Linked DNA regions of Homo sapiens: region 1 is linked to region 2. Evidence: read pairs that join two places in POLR2A ChIA-PET (ENCODE). Cell type or tissue: MCF 10A. All regions are shown on one strand. Links, peaks and the distances in the headings refer to the core of each region. The heading gives the core; the rest is flanking DNA.

Region 1 (6,686 bases), core at 168-5,167, 260 kb after region 2:
CTGCTGCTAAATGACATGCTGACCTAAAGTATTAATATACCTTTAGCAAGAAAAAATTGTTTGATCATTTAACATATGATCAAATGAAGCTAACTAGCAGATCCAAATTACAAATTTTTTATGGCACAATAAAATTAATATTAACCCATAGTTCTCATAGAGTTGAAGGGGTTAAAAATGCACCAGTGGACCGAATGCAATATTAACTGTCTCTATTCCAGTTCTTGTTCCCTTTCATGGGAATCTGTGCTGTGAGTGAACTCTGGCTTTGGAGGTTAATGGAGATTCAAGGTGCCAACCTACATTGGGTGAGATGCCAAGACCCTGGAAATGAGCAAAGATCCCAATTTTCAAGAAAGAGAGGAAGGAACTGAACCTCTTGCTAACTTGATGTTGCCCTGAAAATACTTTTGGTTTGAGACTGTGAGCCAGTGTGGTTGGACGGCCGTCCTGAGCAGAACTCCTGGCCATGCGGTGCCCATCCCACCTTATGGTTGCTATCATTCACCTGACCCCTGCCGGACCGTTCCCGTTCTTTGAGGGCATTTACGCAACTCCCCTTAACCCCGGAGACCACTCATTCTTCCGAGCTGCCACTTCCTCGGTTCTTGCCTATACTATCTTGTACTGATAATATCTTCCATTAGTATATCACCTGTCTCACTAACTAGATTGTACTCCCAAGAAGAAGGACTCTCTAAGTCTTCCATCTCTATTAATGGGTAAGAATTTGATGATGAAAACAGCTTTACAGCCCTGGCAAGACCCCATCTCTACAAAAAATTAAAGAATTTAGCTGGGCGTGGTGATGCATGCCTGTGGTCCCAGCTACCCAGGAGGCTGAGGCAGGAGAGTTGCGTGAGCCTGGAAGCTTGAGGCTGCAGTGAGCCCTGATGGCACCACTGCACTCCATCCTGGGTGACAGAGTGAGACCATGTCTCAAAAAATAATAATAATAAAAGCAAGCAGCTCTAGAGTGTGAAGCAGCTGTGGCCAGGCAGTGGGTGGGCAACATGAACATGGTCTGCCCTGTATGTTGAGCTTGCGAAACCCCACTGAAACCCGACAGCTTTTCACATGAACTGATGAATATGACCTGCAGACAACAGATAACTCAGTTGTCCCTTTCTTTGTCCTCTAACCATCTCTCCCTGTCTCTGTCTCTTGCTCTCTGTGTCTCCCCATTTGAACTGGGCCTTTGAACACAGGGTTGTGCATTTGCCTCTCTTCTCCTGCCTCTCATATTTGTTCTAAACGTTGTCCTCTTGTGTATTCCTTTTCTTTCTGCTGCCATCCTGGAGTTAGGCAAACTTCCTTCTACATATTTTTCTGTAGAAGGAATGTACTGATTAAAGGGGTCAGGGAGGCAGCTGGCAAAGATATCAAGAGAAGTGACATCAACAGCATCATACCCCACAAAACATAACATCTCAGGAGCATCCTTCCTACCCCTCCCCTTTCCAATAGCGAGTTTGGTTAATAATGATTATTGTTTTCCTTTTGTTTTGTTTTGTGTGAGATGGAGTCTCGCTCTGTTGCCCAGGCTGGAGTGCAGTGACATAATCTTGGCTCACTGCAACCCCCATCTCCCGGGTTCAAGCGATTCTCCTGCCTCACCCTCCCACATAGCTGGGATTACAGGCACGTGACACCATGCCTGGCTAATTTTTGTATTTTTAGTAGAGATGGGGTTTTGACATGTTGCCAGGGCTGGTCTCAAACTCCTGACCTCAAGTGATCTGCCCACCTCAGCCTCCCAAACTGCTGGGATTACAGGCTTGAGCCACCTCACCCAGTCAATAAAAATTATTTTTTAAATCTCCGTTTAAGAAGTCAGAGTGATAAGATTAGGGGACCTATCTCTTCAAATTTTTACGTATTTTCCAAATTCTTTATAATGAACTCATATTCCTTTTATAATCAGAGAAGAACAATTTTTAAAGCAATGTGGTACGCAAAACATCTTCAGACTTCTATGGAAAATGTAATTACCATGAACTTGAAACCTGGACTGCTGAAATCATCATCTCGGTATGCTGATACTGTTAAAAAAGATGAAAGGGCGATTAAATTATAGTCTTGATGGGCAGAGTGGTGAGGAATGGAAAGATAACTCCTATTTTTCCCTCTACATAAAAACCACATAGCAAGTCCAGAAGACAGACCCTTCAGCTGATATGAGTGATTCTGCTGGAGTGAAACCCTGGGGATGCGTTTGCCAAAAAGATTTAGGCTCCAGGAACCATGAGAAAAACTAAAGAATGTGGAAAGAGGGATATATTTGAAACAAAACTGAGGAGAAATAATTTTTGTTATACTTTACAACAGTTATATCTTTGTAAAATATGAGTTTTAGAGCTCATAAGTATGAAAGAAATAAACAGCATTTGGCATGAGCGAGGAAATATTTGTGATTAAAATAGATATAATTTACTAAATGTCACCATCATATGAATTTTTTTTTTTTTTTTAGACAGAATCTCATTCTGTCACCCAGGCTGGAGTGCAGTGGTGCAATCTCAGCTCACTGCAACCTCCACCTCCTGGGTTCAACTGATTCTCTTGCCTCAGCCTCCCAGGTTGCTGGGATTACAGGCATGTGCCACCACGCCTGGCTAATTTTTGTATTTTTAGTAGAGATGGGGTTTCGCCATGTAGGCTGGTCTCGAACTCCTGACCTCAGGTGATCCGCCCGCCTCAGCCTCCCAAAGTGCTGGGATTACAGGCGCAAGCCACCGCGCCTGGCCTAATGTCACCATCATTTGAGACAGGTGAATGCAGTACAGCAGAATTGCAAAGCAACTTGCCTTTTCCTCAGGACGACTCCTGCGAATGCCTGGGCCTATGGGCCTATAGACCTCTTGCCTCCCATCCCTGGAGGAATTCTGAGTAGGGCTCATCATTTTCATAATTTTTCTTGTCGCTTTTACATCATAAAATGTTATCTTGCCACTTTTAGTCATTACAAATTATCATTTTTAGTAATTAAATGCCTGGCCCAGTATAATAGCAAAAATAGTGAACCCAAGGATCTCCCCTCTCCAGTTCAGATCTGCAGTGGGGGAAGGGGCTAGGGTTTCTCATCACCAGCCCGCCATCATCTGCCCCCTGCCACACCTGGCGTCCGACCCTCCTTTCCTCCTCCATCAAAATGTGGCTACAGCCGAGCCTGTTTCCAATAACTTCTTTCCAGGCTGTTATCTGGATTGCTTTCCAAAACATTCCTAAGAAAGAACAAGTTGCATGCTGCGTATCCTCAGGGATTTTTCTTTGCTGGGGAGAGGAGCAGGAGGTTCAGGTGGCATGGGCATTGTCTTATTGGTGTCTGGGACTGAACCTCCTGTGTCTTCTGAGATGGACATTTGCAGAGTTCTTTACTGAGAACCCCCAGGAAAGTTCAGCGGTGTTTGGACCACCCAAGCTGGAGAGCCCAGCACTCCCTCGCTCTCCTTCTGCCTTGCTCACTGTTGTGTTCCAGGTTCCTCAAAGAGACGTGTTTCAGTTGTGCAGGTTCACACACACTCAGTATGGCTCACACCCGGTGGGCAGAGCTCGGCCTGGGCATGAGCCTGGAACTGCTTAAAGCCAGTGTCCTGGGCTTGTTGTAGAGGGATGGAGTTACAGAAATTATGAGGGCAGAGGTACTAGGGGGTTTGGGGTGAGAGGTGGGGTAGAGAGGTGGGGTGGGGGTTAGAATGAGGGCGGCCCTTCTCAAAATGGAGCTTGATGGGGGAGGCGAAGGCTTCAGGAGCCCCATCTTCCTGGGTCATCATTTCACTAACCAGCACACTGCAGTGAGCCCTTTCAGTGACCCCTTTCAGTGACCAACCTCTGATAGAGAACCCACACTTCCTGTGTCCACAAACCCACCAAGAAAAGCTGTCAAATGCCTTGCTGATTATTCGCATAGTTCCTTATGTTTGGAGCACAGCTTCCCATTCTGGGGCTACAGATCCCTGCGAGAACACAAACTGCAACTCCCGTGTTGCTTTCACAATCGGTGATGACTAGAAGGACACCTGCTGTCCTCTGTGGGTCCTCCAAACATTGCTTGACCTTAAAAAAGGATGTTGGTATTTGAAATCACTGATTGGGACACAATGGAACTGAAACCAAGTCTGACAGGGTGTTTCATTAGAATCAGCTGGAGAGATCTTTTAAAATTCACATTCCTAGGCCTTGCTGCCAATAAATGTCAATCTTGATTTTTAAAAAGGTGATTTTAAAAAGATGATTGCGGTGTGCATAGGTCGGGAACCATTGAAAAGCACCACCCATGTGTCAACCCGGCAACTCAGGTGAAAGCCAGCAAGGAGCATGGACGGCTTCATCAGAAGTTGTCAGCGAGGAGCATGGACGGCTTCATCAGAAGTTGACGTGACGCTTGTAAGCCAAAAATAAAATCCTAAGGCCTCCCAACCGTCTGCATGGACCCCTCTTCTCTGCCAAGGGCATTCCAGAGTTAACCTTAACATCTAGTTCAGGCCATGATGGAAGAGGGAGTCAGGCCTCTTTATATCCCTCCAGCATTAACATCAATGTAGACATAAAGTCTGATAAGAAACATTGACAGTCTATTCTCTCTGAAGCCTGATACTTGGCGGCTTCACCTGCTTAATAAAACCTTGGACTTAAAAAGTAAAGTCTTAAAAAGTAGAAAGTAAACCCCTTTCTACTGATAATAACTCTTTCAACCAATTGCCAATCAGAGAAATTTTAAATCTACCTATGACCTGGAAGCACCCCCTCCCTTCCAGCTGTCCCGCCCTTCCAGATGGAACCAATGTAAATCTTACATGTATGGATTGATGTGTTATGCATCCCTAACATGTTTAAAAGCAAGCTGTACCCTGATCCCCCTGGGCACATGTCCTTAGGACTGCCTGAGAGTATGTCACGGGTGCTCCTTAGCATTGGCAAAATAAACTTTCTTAATTGACTGAGACTGTCTCAGATATTTTGGGTTCATACCCTCATGAAACAAGGAGAGAATACCCCCACACATACAATGAAGACCTAAATGGTGTGATTTCTTTGGTAATGGCTTTGCTAAGGGCAGCCACTCTTGTAAACAGGGCGGGGTGGAGGAGGGGGTGTCGGAGGTATGGTGGGATATAAGGATGAAGTCGACCTTAGAGTCGGGGAGAGAACAAGGACAGAGATTAAATGTGCCTTCTTTAACACAGCCTTTCTGAGTCCTGACACTGTCCCAGGCACTGTGCAGTACGAAGATAAGCACGGAGAATGAAATGGCCAACTCTGTGGGGGTCCACTAGGAAGGTTCACAAAAGAGGTGACCCCCTCTGCTGTATCTTAAATAGAATTTGCCCATCACATTCGGTTGGATGAGGCTAGGAAGAATGTCCAGGTTGGAGAACATCACTTTGGAAAAGAATGGAGATGAGAAGGAGCACGGCTCAAAGTTCCAGGAACTGTCAATATTTACCAGCCTTGGGGTGGGAGTAGCAGCGTGGGAGGGGGCAGGAAACAGAGCAGGGCCAGCCTCTGAAGAGCCTCGAGTGTTAAGTACCATTTGGGAATTTGTTCTGGGGAAACAGAAGGCCACTGAAGAGTTTAATGAAAGAAGTGGCATTAGCTGGCAAGCTTGTGGAGAAATGGTTAGCAGGGCTACTGGGTTAGCAGGGAGAGTTGCTGGGGGTATTCGGATAGTCCCGGTTGGGAGCTCTGAGGCCTTTAAACAGATCACTGGGATGAAAGTGGCTACAGTCAGGTGATGGGCTGATTAACTGACCATTTAATCAGGGGGAAGATGACTTCCAACTTCCGGTTTTGGTGGTTAGGGTTGGAGCCAGGTCTCTGAAACTAGTGACGCAGGAGCAAGGGTGGGTGGGAGGGGTATGGGTGAGTCCAGTGGGGACAGAACTCTGCAACCCCAACAATTCATGGGAGGTGGAATCTGAGAAGGAGCTGCCAGAAGAATGGGATAGAAGCCCAGGAGAAGAAATATTTCCAGGAGGGGGCCGGGCGCGGTGGCTCACGCCTGTAATCCCAGCACTTTGGGAGGCTGAGGCGGGCGGATCATGAGGTCAGGAGATCGAGACCATCCTGGCTAACACGATGAAACCCCGTCTCTACTAAATATACAAAAAATTAACCGACCGCGGTGGCGGGCGCCTGTAGTCCCAGCTACTCGGGAGGCTGAGGCAGGAGAATGGCGTGAATCCGGGAGGTAGAGCTTGCAGTGAGTTGAGATCGCACCACTGCACTCCAGCCTGGGCAACAGAACGAGACTCTGTCTCCAAAAAAAAAAAAAAGAAATATTTCCAGGAGGGAGTGCTAAACTGTGCTACCAAGAGAGGGAGGGAAGAGGATGAGGGAGGACAGAAGGAGGACTAGGGGAAGTGGTGGGAGGATTGGAGAGGCTTGGGTGGCTGGAGGAAGACGGGAGGACAGAGGGGGGGATGGGAGGAAGAGGGGTGTGGGGAGAGTTGGGGGAGGATGTGGGGGCAGAGGGTGGAGGAAGCAGTGAGAGGATAAGAGGAGGATGGAGGGGATTGAGGGAAACAGCTGGAGGCTGAGGAAAGATGGGGTTGGGGGGTGGTGGGAAGGGTAGTGGATGCTGGGGGAGGCAGCCTTCTATTTCCATAGGACAAATTTGATACTCTTCTAATCCCTTCAGTGGCCTTCTATTTCCCTAGAACAAATTCCCAAATGGTACTTAACAC
Region 2 (7,133 bases), core at 1,474-6,473:
GGTGCTCCTGAATGCTTTCATCCATTTAAGGAACATTTACGGCACTGTGAGAGAGGATGCCAAGGATACCAAGAGACCTGCCAAGGATACCAAGGATGCCAAGAGATCTGATGCATAGTCTTACCCTCAATGGGCTTACAAAGTACTGGGGGGAGACTCCGATCCGGCCGCTGCCATGTTGGCCACCAAGGGTATGGGTTTGGTGGCCTCTGAGCAAAATGCCTGCCTTTGGCAGGGAGACGGACCTAGCTCTGCTGCTGACCAGCAGTGTGGCATTGGCCAACCATCCTAAACTTCTTGCATCCTTATCCATAAAGGGCAACACGAGAGCTATCATTTACCACCTGCCTGCAGGGTTTCAGCTGTTTCACAGTCATTACTATAGGGAATTCTCACAACACACTGAAGCCAGTATTATTTCCATTTAACAGACGGGAAAACTGAAGCTCCAGTAAGCAAGTAGCTTGCCCCGTTCACTCAGTAAGTGGCTGAGGACAGAACTAAATCCAGCAATGTTTGGCTTCTAAACCCGAGTTCTTTCCATTCCTGGATTCTGCCTCACAGGCCTGTTGTGAAGATTAAATGAGATTTTTAACGCAAAATGCCCAGAACAAAGGCTGGATGGCAGCAGTGTCCTGGTGAGAAGTAGCTACTGTGATCCTGAAGGGTGTCCTCCCTCCACCCATCGCTCCCCCCACAGCACCACGCACCTCCCACGTGAAACATGGGGGCTGGTTTTCTCCTTGCAGTAATTAACACATGTGCCAGTGTGTTTATGGAAAATAGCTCACTCTGTGTCTTTCATCTCTAAGAACCCAATCATGTTTGGCAAGCAGACTCCCAGATGCAAGGCCAGGTTCTCTCAGCTAAACAAAGGAGAGGAAATTATGCAGGAAATTCTGACAAAGAAAGCAATTACTCTGGTCTGACATCCATGGGCTACTCGTGCCAACACGGGGCCTTTTTGTCTAAATTACCTGGGGATGTGTCTGCATGCACCCAGGCACGCTCAGTTATTTTTCTGACTGGCTCTTTCACCAGGTGGGTGTCCGTCTGCCATCACCCTCCTCCCGCACACCTGGGGCAGCAGGTACCTGGGGGGTCAGGCCTGAGCCGGGTGGGCAGCTTCAGTTCCCCTGTAAGGGCACACGGCTGTCTGGGGAAGTGGGGAAATATCTAGAGCCCCTCCTCATCCCCAAAACTTCTGTGGTTGTGCCAGCGGTGGGGTCTCTCTCCTTTCCTTTCCTGAAGTCTTTTTCCCTGCTGTGGTTCTCCTGGCTCTTCCGACCACCCCAGGTGCCCACCTGTCCTGGTGGGCCATTAATCCCTCCTGGGGATGATCTGGCTGGGACATTTCAGTAACGATAATGCCGCTTACGTCTCTGCAACACTTGGCGTTCACATCCATTATCTCATCTAATCTGCACGACAGCACGTGAGACAGGCATTAGCGTTGCCATTTTAGGTGGAAAAAATGAGAAAGAAAGAGAATGAGTTTATCCAGGTCACCAGGCCGGTAAGGGCAGAGCCAGCACCCACACAAGGAGGAAACCCAGGGCTAGGCTGCCTGGCTCCTGGGCTGGTTCTCCCTCCACCACCGTGTCCTAGACTACTTGAGAAAGCATCGAAGACCCGTGAAGGAGTGAATTTTTAGTGGAGGAATTTCCGGCCCCCATGAGAAGACATGGGGAGTTGGTTTTGGATGTGTGAGTCCTTCCAGAAACTTATCAAATTATACCTCCCAGGCAGCTGCCTTCTTACGGGGTGGAGCTGGGCGGGGCACAGGTCTCATCTCCCCAAACAAGATACCATCCCCTTGCAGGGCTTTGGAATCTGGGCAGTATTTGGAGATGCAGATAGAAATCCACATGAGCTGGATGCACATCCTGACAACAGCAATCTTGTTTGACATCTTCCAGGGCAGAGATGCTGTGCTGAGATGGAAGCGGTGGCAGCTGAAACCTGGATAATTAGAGCCGGCCGAACACCTTTTGACAAGGATCATAAAGACTTTTGCAAACATTAATTAATGTCCCCACCCGGTGAAGAAAGAGCAACTTATTTTCCAAGTGCATCAAGGGAAGGCCTAGGCAATAAGGTGGTGGCTTCACTCCCCACCACACCCCGAGTCAGCCTCCCTTCGCTTCTCACAGCCACCCCAAAGCGGCCCGAGTCACCCAGTGAGCCTCTCGGCCTTGAGCTGTGCTGTCCGGCTGCTGCTCCCGTCCGTCTTCCACACTCGGGAGAGATTTCAGTCCCAGCTTGCCTCTTTGTAGAGACCCTGGGGACAAATGTATAGGGTTGGGCTGCTTGTCTCCGTACCCCTTTCCTTTATTTATTTATTTAGAGACAGAGTCTCGCTCTGTTGCCCAGGCTGGAGTGCAATGGCACGATCTCGGCTCACTGCAACCTCTGCCTCCCGGGTTCAAGTGATTCTCGTGTCTCAGCCTCCCGAGTAGCTGGGATTACAAGTGTACACCATCAGGCCTGGCTAATTTTTGTATTTTTAGTAGAGATGGGGTTTCACCATGTTGGCCAGGCTGGTCTCGAACTCCTGACCTCAGGTGATCCACCCACCTCGGCCCCACAAAGTGCTGGGATTACAGGCGTGCGCCATCGCGCCCGGCCCCCTTTCCTTTTATTTGTTTCCTTCTGCAGTCACTGGTGGAGAATTTACCCCATCCACTCACCTGGGTGCTGGAAACGGTGAGGGCTTGGTGATGTAATAGGGTTCGTGTGGTTTTACCGCCAAATGAATTTCTCCTGGTCATTGTTGGGGCTCCAAGAGAATGACCTTCTTTTCCATGTCCCGCACCTCAGTCTCCTCCAAAGCTGAAGACTCTGGAATTGCGACCCATGCACTTTGTAAACTGTAAAGTGTCACATGGGTGTCAGTTTCAATTACTATTCCCCTGCTCTTATCGGAATTACTTCTCAATTCTTTGTGCTGCATACCCGTGGAATTGCGTGATGGTTTAAGACACCATAAAATAGTACACTAAAGTAAGAGAAAGACAGAAATATGAAATGACAATACTAAAGGTAAAATATTTTAGAAAGTTGCTACCTGTGCAGTGCTAAGTGACTCGCTGCCTGGAGGGCTTCTTGTGACATACCTGTATTTAGGTTTCGTGACTTGTCATTTGTTCACTCCTTCCACAAGCGTTTGTTGAGTGTTGCGAGGGGCGGGGCAGAGTCAGGCCCCAGGGTAGGGTAGTCAGACCCAGAACAGGCCACTCAGCCTCAGTAGACAGAGAGACCAGGGGTTACCTGTGGTCAATCAGGGAGGGGACAGGCGCTGTCTTCCCTCTCCCTATTTTCTAAATTAGTGCATCCACTTCCTGTGGCTTTTCCACCTCGCTCCCGTGAGTTTAAATGTGCTGAAAGCTCAGGCCCGGTCTCTAATTTTCAGGTCCTGATGGATTTTCAACAATAAGCTGAAAGGCTCTTTCAGATTCCAATTTCTTAGTGAGAAAAAAAGCCAAAGCCAAACAATTCCTAAAATGGCAAAAACCAGTTCTCCCAGTGCCCCAGCGGGCCTGCTGGGCCGTTCACCTTTGCTTTCAAACATCCAGTTCCGAGGCAGACGCGAAACCCTGCACCCTCCAGCTTGGCTCCCTCAGGCCTGGACCCCCCCTGACACCCACATGAAAGAGGAAAAGAGGCGCTTCCCCATCTCTGCACAGCTCACCATCAGAGATCCGAGCTGCTCGGCCCTCTCCCCTCACCCTGGGCTCCCCTTTTTGCCCTGTTCCAAAGCTTCCCGCCTTCGATCTCATAAGGCGGCCACCTGGCCCCTCAGCCCCATGTGTGGCTTTGACCTTCACTCGCTCCTTGGTCACAGTCCCAGGCTCCATCTGGTTTGAGCTGACCTGTGTGAATGCCCCACCCAGCGAGTGGCTCGCCCAGTCATGTGTCACCCCATGCCTGCCTGCTGGGCAAGTGATACCAGCTCAAACGCGGGCAGACCTGTCTGCTTTTCTTGTGGTTCTCTCTGCTCAGCACTGGCCTGCTTCCTGTGGGCAGCATCACTCTCCTTCATGAGTGCCCATCCCTGGGCTGCTCTCACTGGACGATAGAGTGCAGGCTTCTGCTGTAACCACTGAATTCCACCTCCGTTTCCAACCGGCCGTGTTGACTATTCCCAGAAGTTTCCCCAAATGAACTCTGACCGCATCAAAGGGAGTTTACAAAACAGGGTCAAAGCTTCATACGCCTTGGGTCTTTCTTGTCACACTCAACTAAAACAGAGTCCAGAGGTTGCGGGTAAAGCGCTTGAGGCACAAGACGTTCCTTCAAGCATACGATTCTCTGCAGACCTGGCTGCTGGAACTGCCAGGTGTAACCTGAAACCAGTTTTATCTAACAGCCACTGGAACAACCTGCTGAAATCTAACACCATCACCCACAAATCAGTGTTCGCCAGCATCCCCAAAACCTTACTAGTGCCAAGGAACTTTATTTCAAAACAATACACAGCATTTCTCCTCTTCATAAAACCTCCAAACTTCTCTGTTCTTTGGACATACGAGAGGCCACCGTTCTGTGTCTATCCCCCGAACTGCAGTTGTTGCTTCCCAAATAAAACATGTTAAACTCAGAGATTTATCTCTATGTTTTATTTAACTTCAAAACGGTAATGTAGTCTTGCTGCAGCGTCAATGACACACTAGTGAAATATTAGTGTCCGTGTTTTCACAGCCTCCTTTCGATAATGATATTAGCTAGCATCTATGGATGCTTACTCCAAATCAGGCAGGGAGATATTTTACCTGCATGATATCATGGAAGTCTCATAAGAACCCTTCTGAGGGAGATTCTGTGATTATCTTTTCTTTACATGTGAGAAAACAGAGGCCTAAAGAGGTTTGGTTAATTACCCAGAATCACACTGCTTGTAAGTGAGAATGTCTGGATGCGGCCCGGGAGGTCAGCCCCTGCCGTGCTGTGGGCCACTGTCTTAATCTGTTTCATTTCCGGCACTTTTTCTCCTTGAAGTAAACTTGCTAGGCCCTGTCTTCATGGTACCCTCTACAGGGGCAATTCATCGAGGTCTTTGATGGCTTAACACCAAGTAAGAACTAGTGGGGAGTGAAAGGAGGCAGCCCCGTCCTGGGGAATTTGAGTGGCGCTGGGTAAGAGGAGGGCTTGGGAGCCCTTCAGATCCTCTGCATCAGTGACTGTCTTTCTGTTCTGCCCTCTGAAGGCTGGTAATGATTAGATTCTCTGGAAACAAACGGAGTGGCATGAATCTGGATCCTGTCTCATCTCTGACATGTATCACCTGTGGAGCATTGGAAAATTACCTCTTCACTCTGGGCCTCAGTTTTCTCATCTGCCAAATGGCATGATAATTTGTACATGGGTCATTGTAAGGATACAAATACAATACATTGTGAGAATAATACATTGTAAGGTTAAATGAGACGAACAGAGTGAGAGCGCTCAGTGGACTATAATGTACTGAGTGAATGTCACGAGGATAATTCTTTGTTATTGGGAGATTCATGTGAGGATACTGTTTAAGATGCGATCTCACGGTTGCCCCTTGCCCTTGGCATTTCTCTATGTACTTGGCACCGTTAGGAGCTGCAGGTAGGCCAGAGTGTGATCATTACCTCCCCAAAGGGAATGAGCAGAGCAGGGTAGAGGAAAATAAGGGGGGGACTTTTTTGGTTTTCAAAAGTCTAGGCCCTTTCATGGGGAACCTTCTGGGTTGAGGGAGATGCTCTGTATATTGTTCAAACTGAGTGCTTAAGATCTGTGCATTTTCTTTTTTTGAGATAGAGTCTCACTCTGTTGCCCAGGCTGGAGTACAGTGGCACAATCTCAACTCACTGCAACCTCCACCTCCCAGGTTTGAGCGATTCTCCTCCCTCAGCCTCTTGAGTAGCTAGGATTACAGGCACGTGCCACCATGCCCAGCTAATTTTTGTATTTTTAGTAGAGACAGAATGTCACTGTGTTGGCCAGGCTGATCTTGAACTCCTGACCTCAAGTGATCTGCCCGCCTCGGCCTCCCAAAGTGCTGGGATTACAGGCATGAGCCACTGCACCCAGCCGCATTTTCTTCTATATAAATGACACCTAAAAACACAAAACAAACACAGGTGTTTAGAGGAACAGAAAGGACTCAGGGCATAGGCAACATATGTAACAGAAAATGTGGGATGAGAAGATATGGTGAAGGGCAAGCCTTTCTCGCCTCCTCCCAGGCGAGGGGTTGGAGAATCAGAATGCAAGAGTGGTGCTTGCATGCTCAGGTTCTAGAGAAAACAGGCTGCGCAGCCCATTCCCCAGGCTGCGTGCCTCAGGGACGTCCCAAATCCCAAAGAAGCTTGGAGGCTCCAACCCTTAGAAGTCATGGCTTCTAGGAGAAGAAATGTTATGATATGCCCAAGTGGACTGAGCCTTTGTCCACCTCCCACCGCGCAGGAGCTGCTGAATCACGCTCCTGGGTCCGAGAGTAACACTGAGAATAACTGAGAGGACAGCGACCAGGGGAGGGCCTTGTGGACAAACTGTGTGGATGCTTGGCTGCAGGTCAGGCGGGACAGCGGAAGTTTCTGTTAATAACACAAGTTGAAACTAGCATGTGAAGATGACGGTGAAGATGAGACGTCCCCTTTCCCAAAGCTCAGAACTATGTAATGCTTGCCACCATCACCCTGCCCCTGGAACTTACCTAGAACCCCAGAGAAAAGAAGACAGGGGAACTCCAATATGACTGAGATTAGTAGTGAATGCCCCAGGAGAGGGAGCTAGTAATATAGAAAAATAAAGTCATATTTTTTGCATAGTTATTTTTATTATTATTTTTTTTGAGACAGGGTCTCATTCTGTTGCCCAGGCTGGAGTGCAGAGGCATGATCATGGCTTACTGCAACCTTGACCTCCTAGGCTCAAGTGATCCTCCCATCTCAGCCTCCCTAGTAGCTGGGACCACAGGTGTGCACCACCATGTCCAGCTAATTTTTTTATTTTTAGTAGAGATGGGGTCTCACTATGTTGTCCAGGCTGGTCTCCAAGTCCTAAGCTCAAGTGATTCTCCCACCTCCCAAAGTGTTGGGATTACAGGCGTAAGCCACCACACCTGGCATGCATATTCATGTTTGATTTCTGAGAGTTGCACC

Evidence for each region. ChIA-PET counts read pairs that join two places held together with the same protein. Peaks named below come from ENCODE experiments on the same cell type or tissue, not always from the same donor. Only the 100,000 strongest peaks of a DNase experiment are listed, where the experiment ranks them.
Region 1: POLR2A ChIA-PET joins it to region 2 with 8 read pairs; 2 of 35 experiments call an interaction of 5 or more read pairs at or near these places.

The regions. Positions count from the first base shown.
Region 1 is chr2:8,839,471-8,846,156 of GRCh38, reverse strand. No RefSeq gene overlaps it. Among named protein-coding and RNA genes, the nearest start is that of KIDINS220, 5.2 kb to the right of the region's middle. In MCF 10A, for the core only: no CTCF peak of the experiment used is centred there; no DNase peak of the experiment used is centred there.
Region 2 is chr2:9,100,144-9,107,276 of GRCh38, reverse strand. It overlaps LOC105373414 (a long non-coding RNA gene), which reads right to left and starts at 4,693. Exons shown (of 6, transcript NR_187861.1): 1 at 3,117-4,693; 2 at 2,691-2,998; 3 at 1,739-2,281; 4 at 1,305-1,421; 5 at 711-866; 6 at 1-566. RefSeq lists an enhancer at 1,624-2,823. In MCF 10A, for the core only: no CTCF peak of the experiment used is centred there; a DNase peak (open chromatin) is centred at 4,156.